Regions from separate parts of the Homo sapiens genome. Here region 1 is linked to region 2. A link is an interaction called in ENCODE POLR2A ChIA-PET data of the cell type or tissue named here. Cell type or tissue: OCI-LY7. All regions are shown on one strand. Links, peaks and the distances in the headings refer to the core of each region. The heading gives the core; the rest is flanking DNA.

Region 1 (2,500 bases), core at 1-2,500, 170 kb after region 2:
CTTTTGACTTCAGCTCTCTGCTGGACTCAAGAAAAGTTATGTTTTTGTGGCTTATCTATCTGGCTTTTTCCTGTTGTTATGATGGAAACAATGTATTTTGTAGCTTTCTATATCCTAAGCATAAGAGTAACTCTCCCAAGGTCAGGCTTAAATAAGATTTTTCGGCTGGGTGCGGTGGCTCAACCCCTGTAATCCCAGCACTTTGGAAGGCCGAGGCAGGTGGATCACAAGATCAGGAGTTCAAGACTAGCTTGGCCAACATGGTGAAACCCTGTCTCTACTAAAAATACAAAAATTAGCCGGGCATGGTGGCAGGTGCCCATAGTCCCAGCTACTCAGGAGGCTGAGGCAGGAGCATTGTTTGAACCCGGGAGGTAGAGGTTGCAGTGAGCCAAGATGGCACCACTGCACTCTAGCCTGGGCAACAGAGCAAGACTCCATCTCAAAAAAAAAAAAAAAAAAAAAAAAAATTTTTCCCCTCCTCAGAACTCCAAGATCTTTATTAGTTCCAATTAGGTATTTGTACTTTTTAACCTATATTTGTCTATCTTATTTCTCCTATTAAATGTAAGCTATATTGAGGTCTCGTCTTAATAGTCTTTCTATCCTCAACAGTGCCTAGACCATTCTTACATGTAGTATGTAGCACAAGCACTCAGTCAGATGTGCTGGTGGATAAAAGGGCTTTCCTAAAAACTGGATGGGAAAGTCCTGAAGAGGTGAATGGTTAGGAAAATGAGGTTATTGTTCTAAGCAGAGGGAGGTAATGATAGATGTGGCTTTCTCTCTTTTTGAATCTTTCTCTGCATGTGAGCATTTGGTATAATGTCCATGTCCCGAATTAGAAATCTTAATTGAATTTATAAAACATCAGCAGCCAATGTCAAAGGAGACACTGCAGGACACTATTTTTCAGAATGCAGCTGAACCTATTGAAAACATGTCTCCAAAGTTTTGACTTGAGCCAAATATATTCTTATGAAGCAAATTCTGCTTTTCTTATAAATTTCATTAGAGAAATGCTTCCCAAAGGAAAATTCTCAGCAAACAGATGTGAAAACTTTTGATGAGTTAATGACTAAGGTAGTTAGGTGTGTGGGTGATGCACATAAAATATTACAGCAGTTTTCCAACTCTAGGATTTTGTATATGTCATCAGCTGTTGTGACCTTCCAACCCATGAGAATTTTCCTCATGCCTGAGGATTCACTTAAGGCTACACTTTCAGATCCAGAGATATCTTTCTTTTCCTCTTGGCTGGGTCAGTCTGACTTTGGCTGCATGATCACACATTATTAGCAGGTGCTACCATTTTTAGGTTAGAATATGTGACTTTCTTAAAGTAAAAAAAATCCTATAGTCCTCTAGCTTATCAATTCATTAAGTTAAACTTTATATACCAATTTTCTTAAATGGAGGAATGCCTTTATTAATATGCAGCATCTATGTCATTACTAAATTACTATACCAACAAAGATGAAATAATTTATTGCCCAAGTTGGTCTCCCCCCCACCCAACCTTTTTCCCCAGTTTTGTGTGGAAGTTTGATCAGGAGCTTTTTCCATGGAGGTTTTCAGCTTCCTTAGTTCTAGGCACAAAGTTATGATCTTTCCCTGATGCTGACCACCTTAGGATGATATCTGATTATTAGTCTTGCTACTGCGCTATTAAGTGTCACTTATTTCTAAGGAAATGAATTGAGGGTCTTGGACAGGATAAGGACAGGAATGTTTTATTACCCACACTACAGATGTTGGAAAACAAAGCTGAAAACTCTTTTAATTTGTGTCTATACTGACATCTGAATGCTTAACCCATTATTGCTTTTTTTTTTGGTGGTGGTGGGTAGAGATGGGGTCTCACTGTTGCCCAGGCTGGTCTTGAACTCCTGGGCTCAAGCGATCCTCCTGCCTCAGCCTTCCAAAGTCCTGGGATTACAGGCATGAGCCACTACATCCCTATTATTGCCTTCTTTAAAAATCTTTTCTTCTCTAAAAATCTTTTTAGATGTTAATTAACCCATCTGGTTGTTGTTTTTCAGTAGAGAAATGGTCAGAAGGAACGACACCACAGAAGAAATTAGAATGTTTAAAAGAACCAGGAAAAACATCTGTAGAATCTAAAGTACCTACCCAGATGGAAAAATCTACAGACACAGACGAGGACAATGTAACCAGAACAGAATATAGTGACAAAACCACCCAGTTTCCATCAGTTTATGCTGTGCCAGGCACTGAGCAAACGGAAGCAGTTGGTGGTCTTTCTTCCAAACCAGCCACCCCTAAGACTACTACCCCACCCTCATCACCACCTCCAACAGCTGTCTCACCAGAGTTTGCCTACGTCCCAGCTGACCCAGCTCAGCTTGCTGCTCAGATGTTAGGTAAAGTTTCATCTATTCATTCTGATCAATCTGATGTGTTAATGGTGGATGTGGCAACCAGTATGCCTGTTGTTATCAAGGAGGTGCCAAGCTCAGAGGCTGCTGAAGATGTCATG
Region 2 (6,206 bases), core at 2,036-4,535:
ATTTTGTTTAAGGCAGAGAGAATGGGGGAAAAGGTAAGAGGCTTTCTCCTCACCAGGCAGGAACAGAAGTCTCACTTACCCCCACCCAGAGGTGACCCCTTGAATCTCACTGGGTTTCCTGTCTCCTTTTAAGCCAGTCACTCACCAAAGGAAATAGGATAATCACACTGATTTAGACCAGTTGTGATTTACCCCTAGAATTGGGGTAGGAGCCACCTTCTCATGATCCAGGAATCCCTGGATGCCACCTGAACACACTAGGTCCTCCTAGAATGGAAGGGGAGCTGGGTCCAGTGGCTCACGCCTGTAATCCCAGCACTTTGGGAGGCCAAGGCACATGAATCACTTGAGATAAGGAGTTCAAAAAAGGCTAGACAACATGGCAAAAGCATGTCTCTGCTAAAAATACAAAAAAAAAAAAAAAAAAAAAATGCTGGGTGTGGTGGCATGAGTCTGTGATCCCAGCTACTTAGAAGGCTGAGGTAGGAGGACTACTTGAGCCTGGGAGGCAGAGGTTGCAGTGAGCCGAAATCGCACCACTCCACTCCAGTCTGGGTGACAGAGCGAGACTCTGTCTCAAAAAAAAAAAAAAAAAAAAAAGGAAGGGGTCAGGAGTGGAGGGGACTGGACCATGTATGCCATACCCCTGTCTCTTTACCTTCTATCATATCACCCTACTCTATTCATGTCCTATATTGCAGCAGCCATAATCTGTAAGGACTTGTATATTTCTTTGTTTACTTGTCAATTGCTGATTTCCAGCACTGGAAAGGAAGCCCCTCAGTGAAGGCAGGGACCTTACTGGTCTTGTTCACAGATGTAGCCCCACTGCCTGGCAACCAATAAATGTTTCTTTGGATCTATAGATAAAAATTCCTACTGCTATTTTTTGACCACTCCTTATACATCTAGCTGCTTTGCATATGTTAGTGCATTTAATACTCCCAACTTTCCATGCAGTCCATATAAGTCTCCCCACCTAATAAATGGGAAAAAGCAAGACTTCAGAAAGATCTAACACCTGTAAAGGCTTCCCAGTGAGTGGCAGGCCTTGGGTTTGAACTCCAGTATCCAAGCTCCATGCCTAAGTGATGCCATGTCATAGATGTAGCAGGTACTTGTAGCCTGCCTATTTCACATCCTCTTGGCCCATCTCTGTTCTCAGCACAGCTGTAGGGAACAATTTCATGCCAGCTCTTCTTGCTCTGTGCTGACAGGGCCCAGGATGCTCTATGCCAAGTACAGCCTGGAGGTGCAGGCAAATTATCTCCAGGAAGAACCTTCAACCAGCAGAGGATGGGAGCTGGTAACATCTCCGGCTTCTGTACTTCAGGTAGACAATTCTGGGATTCTGTATACTCCTGAGAGCCCCATTAGAAAAGAGCACTCCCCTGACTGCTGACTGCCCATTGCCTCCATTGCAGGCAGATTAAAGGCCCCCAAAGATGTCCACATCCTAACCCCAGAACCTGTGACTATGTTATCTTTTATGGTAAAGGGGGCTTTGGAGATATGATTATAGACCTTGAGTTGGGGAGAGGAGCCTGGATTATCCAGGTGGGCCCAATCTAATTACATAGGTTCTTCAAAGCAGATAATTTTTCCCAGCTGTGGTCAGAAAGAGTGTGATGACAGAAAACGGCTCAGAGAGATGTGATGCTGTTGGCTTTGAAGATGGAGAAATGGGCTGCAAGTTAAGGAATGCAGGTAACCTCTAGAAACTAGAAAAGAGAAAGGATTCCCTCCTAGAGACTCCAAGTGGAACACAGCCTTGCTGAGATGTTTAGCTCAGTGAGACCCACGTTGGACTTCTGACCTACAGAACTGTAAGCTACTAATTTTTTTGTCGTGGTAAGCCACTACATTTGTGGTCATTTGTTACAGCAGCAATTGATAACTAATACACCCCATATTATTAAGTGCCTTAATTATATGCACTTATATTGGTTTTTCCTCCATCCCTGTCTCTCCCTACTTCCTAACTCCTTCTTCCCAGGATTATAATTACCTGTACCCAAGTCGTTCTCTCAGGTGCTGTTTCATAGGGCACAAATGCTAAGATCATGGATACATTTTGTACCAACCTTAGTAGTTCTCATATGCCCCATCCCCATACCCAGTTTGCAGTAATTCTGGAATCAATTCAAGGAGCAGCTAAGATTCTTAGCTTCTAAACTAATTTACAAGTTGCAACAAACCTATGCCGTTCTCAAAGGAATAATTAACACGCTCTTGGCTTCTAATTTAAAAACTGTGTGATCATTTTAAATGACATATTTTATTGATTATTATTTCTAAATCTTGTCACCTTGATTTATGCTGTTTGGAAGAAACTCAATGTCTTAAAGAGACATTATTAAAATGGAATGGAGCCCAACTATTTTAACTGAGCTAAGATCTTTTGAAAATATACTAGTCTATACTGCCTGATGATGAAATTGATACTGCTAAGGAAATAATAGTGATTGTTATCATCAAGTGTTCAGCAAGCCAGGTGCCGGTGGCTCATGCCTGCGATCCCAACACTTTGGGAGGCTGAGGCGGGTGGATCACTTGAGGCCAGGAGTTCGAGACCAGCCTAGCCAACATGGTGAAACCCATCTCTACTAAAAATATGAAAATTAGCCAGGCATGGTGGCGGCATCTGTAATTCCAGCTATTCAGGAGGCTGAAGCAGGAGAATCGCTTGAACCCAGGAGGCGGAGGTTGCAGTGAGCCAAGATCGCGCTGCTGCACTCCAGCCTGGGCAACAGAGCAAGACTCCATCTAAAAAAACACTGTTCAGCACAGGAAGCTTTGAGGATTTCACAAAGTATATGTCTATGCAATATACAATTGTTCAATTGTTCCTCCTCTTCCTATTTTCAACTCTTCGAGAGTATGTTACTCTGTCCTTAAAGGTATCCTAACCCAGATTCAGGGAGCTGTGTAGTAATCCACAAGGCAGCATGAATTCTGAGAGACTGTGGCAGATATGGTGGTGGCGGACACCATGCAAGACTTTTGTACTACAGAACCGAGCTCCTACCTTTTTCACGCTTCTTTTCCAATAATTACTTGTAATCCTGCTAAAGTCTGAACAGGTGCAGCTCATGTTCTTTAAAAGGATTAATAATGAAAGGCTGTTTGAAGCCACAGGCGACAGGAAACCTAGTTCTGTCTAGAAATGCTCTTGTGTACATATGTCTGCTTAAGAGAGGGGTGGCTAGAAATAGCAGGCCAGGCAGTAACTCACTGGGCTCCGCTCTAATGCTCTGTGACTGGGGAAGTTTGCAAAGGATTTCCCGAGCAGGCAGCGGGCAGCTCTCTGCAGCACTCCCTCTGACAGCTGCTCAGCATTAGGGACAGAAGGTGCTGCAGGGAACCCTGACACTGCCAGGGCTGCACTCCCTGCAGCTCCCCTGTGCTTCCACTCAGGAATCGATGCAGCACATCTTTGGAAAGTTTGTTTCCTCTAAAAACAAAAGGTTGTTCAGAGGAGATTTAGTCTGCATCGCATTAGATGGCAAGTCAGTAAGCATATGAATATCGCCATCCCTGTACCTCCACAGTCACAGCAGGTTATGGGCTGCTGGCCCCCATGCCTCCCAGTGTCAGGGTGACAGCATTCGGGAATTGAAGGATTAAAGCCAGCCACCCATTCAAGAGAAGGAGAGAAGCAGGGAAACACTAAGCACTTAAAATGCTCTGCTCCAAGATGCTGCGCAGGACAGCCAAGAGAGAGGGCTGTGAACTGAGGGTTGGGGTTTATGTAATTATGTGTCTCTAAGGGAAGGACAGAGGAAGAGAAGAGAAGGAGGGAGGAGGAATGAAAGGAAGGAGGTAGAAGTGAATAGAAGGAGGGAAAAAGAAAGGGAGGAAGGCTTTGTTCCAGAATCTGGAATTGGTTCTGAACAAAACGTTGAAATGTGTGAAGTTAGACTCCGAGGCCTCTCCATCTCTCTGTATTGTGTTAGGAAACCTTTCTCCCCCAGGGGCACAGATCCTCCCAGGGGCGATAACCATGGCAACCTCATTTGAGTGGGATGGGTCCCACTTCTCACCTTGCTCCTTGTCAGAGTCGGCCTGTCCAGCATGCCACTCTCTGTCCTGATGGCTGCCTGCTCACAGAGGGGCAGCGATGGACAAATGAAGACATCATGGCAACCAGCTAACATGTTCCATCTCTGAGAGAAAACAGCTTCTCTCTTCGGGCAAAGCTACAGAAAATGTGCCTTCCCGTAATAATGATTCCCCCTGGACTGCCCAGCCAAGGGCCTGCGTCAGCGCTGGCCAATGTCCGGCGTCTGTCTGGCTCTCCCCCTCCCCCTCCTCTCGGCGGTGACTCGCTCTCATTTCACACAGGCTCTGCTTAAAGGTCACCTCCTTAGAAACAGCCTCCTTGGCTACACCACCTAAAACCACACCCCATTCATCTGTATCCCTTTACCTTGCTTTCTTTCCCTTTCTTACACTGACACACTACCTAACTTTCTATCAAATCCTCCTGCGCTATAGAAGTCTGTTTGGATCTCCTCTAAGTATACAAAGAATGTAAACACCACATAACAAACCACATACTCTCTTCGTGCAAGGGAGCAAACGCCTTTTCCATCCTCTCTTGGAAGAAGGATCACACACAGATTATGCAGCCAGGGTGATTCTCCATGGTGGTGTCCTTCTCTTCATAAAGTAGAAATCCTCCTGGCAGCCTAAATCCCCAACCCATGGACAGCTTGAAATTACATACAAATGATTTCTTAAGCAACTTTTACCATAACACAGAACTCTAAAATACCCAAATTTCGGATTTCAAATGGATAATCATAGACCCAGAACACAGTATTAAAAATTACTTTTAAAATGAGCACATATAGATTTAAAACAGCAGGTTTTCTCCACGAGGAACTAAGACATTGACCAAGAATATAAAAGGAAGGAACATAGTCATTCTGGAGCTTGAACCATTCTCAGGGCAGTTGAGCCTACGTGGATCTGTCCAGCCTTGGGCCTGGGAGCAGAAAGAAAGGGGAAATTGGGAGGCAAAGCAAGTGGACCCTTCAGAAGCTTCCACCTCCCTCCTGCTTCTAGGGGAACCCCTCTCACTGACCCCAGCTGCCCAACACCAACAATGTCCCTTTCTCAGCAGTATTCATCAGAACCTGCTCCTCAGGAAGAAAAATTCATTCAAAAATTCAAAATGTTAGAAAATAACGAATCCAACTGATCAGTAAGTCTCCCAGGAGTTGTGTTATTTTAACAGGAGATGTGCAATTCATCCTTAGAAAAGAACCTCAAGGCCCGGTGCGGTAGCTCATGCCTGTAATCCCAGCACTGTGGGAGGCCACGGTGGGTGAATCACCTGAGGCCAGGAGTTCCAGACCAGGCTGGCTAATGTGGTGAAACCCCATCTCTACTAAAAATACAAAACTTAGCTGGGCATGGTGGTGCACGCCTGTAATCCTAGCTACTCAGGAGGCTGAGGCAGGAGAATCACTTGAACCTGGGAGGCAGAGGTTGCAGTGAGCCAAGATCAGACTACTGCACTCCAGCCTAGACAACAGAGCAAGATTCTGTCTCAAAAAATAAAAAAATAAAAAAAAATAATAAATAAATAAGAATATCACTTTATTTAGGAAGCTCTCCCTAACCCCCAAGACTACATTAATTGCTACTAGTTGGAGGTCCCATAACAAATACTCTGTACATGTCTCCATCTTGCATTTGCCACATTTTATGACAGCTTGTATGTCTGTAAGTTCCATGGGGGCTAGGGATATACCAAGCTCTTGACATGGAGCAGGTGCTTAATGAACATTGAAGGAAGAAAGGAAGGAACAAATGAATGAATAACTGCATCTGTTTCCCCTACTGGACCAGGGCACTTCAAGGACAGAAATGGTACCTTATTTACCTTTCCATCTGAAAGGCAGTATAGCATAGTCAAGGTAGGACTCTGCAGCCAAGATGCCTGGGTAAAAATCCAGATTTTGTCACTTAGTAGTGCTAACTGTGCCTCTGTTTCCTCCTCTGTAAACAGGAGATAATTAATAGTACCTACCTAATAGGATGTAATGATTATTAAAAGTATTAATATATTGAAAGTACTTAGACTGGTACCCACCACATAGTATCATGTGTTAGTTATTATTGTTGTTATTAGTTGAATTCTCAGTACCTACCTAGCAGAGATTCAGTAAATGGACACGTTGTGTATCAGTCACAGA

Evidence for each region. ChIA-PET counts read pairs that join two places held together with the same protein. Peaks named below come from ENCODE experiments on the same cell type or tissue, not always from the same donor. Only the 100,000 strongest peaks of a DNase experiment are listed, where the experiment ranks them.
Region 1: POLR2A ChIA-PET joins it to region 2 with 5 read pairs; 5 of 35 experiments call an interaction of 5 or more read pairs at or near these places.

What each region holds. Positions count from the first base shown.
Region 1 is chr18:24,153,659-24,156,158 of GRCh38, forward strand. It overlaps CABYR (calcium binding tyrosine phosphorylation regulated), which reads left to right. Exons shown (of 6, transcript NM_153769.3): 4 at 2,043-2,384. Among named protein-coding and RNA genes, the nearest start is that of CABYR, 16 kb to the left of the region's middle. In OCI-LY7, for the core only: no CTCF peak of the experiment used is centred there; no DNase peak of the experiment used is centred there.
Region 2 is chr18:23,978,331-23,984,536 of GRCh38, forward strand. It overlaps LINC02958 (long intergenic non-protein coding RNA 2958), which reads right to left and starts at 4,212. Exons shown (of 2, transcript NR_199650.1): 1 at 4,044-4,212. RefSeq lists an enhancer at 3,393-3,502. In OCI-LY7, for the core only: no CTCF peak of the experiment used is centred there; a DNase peak (open chromatin) is centred at 3,221.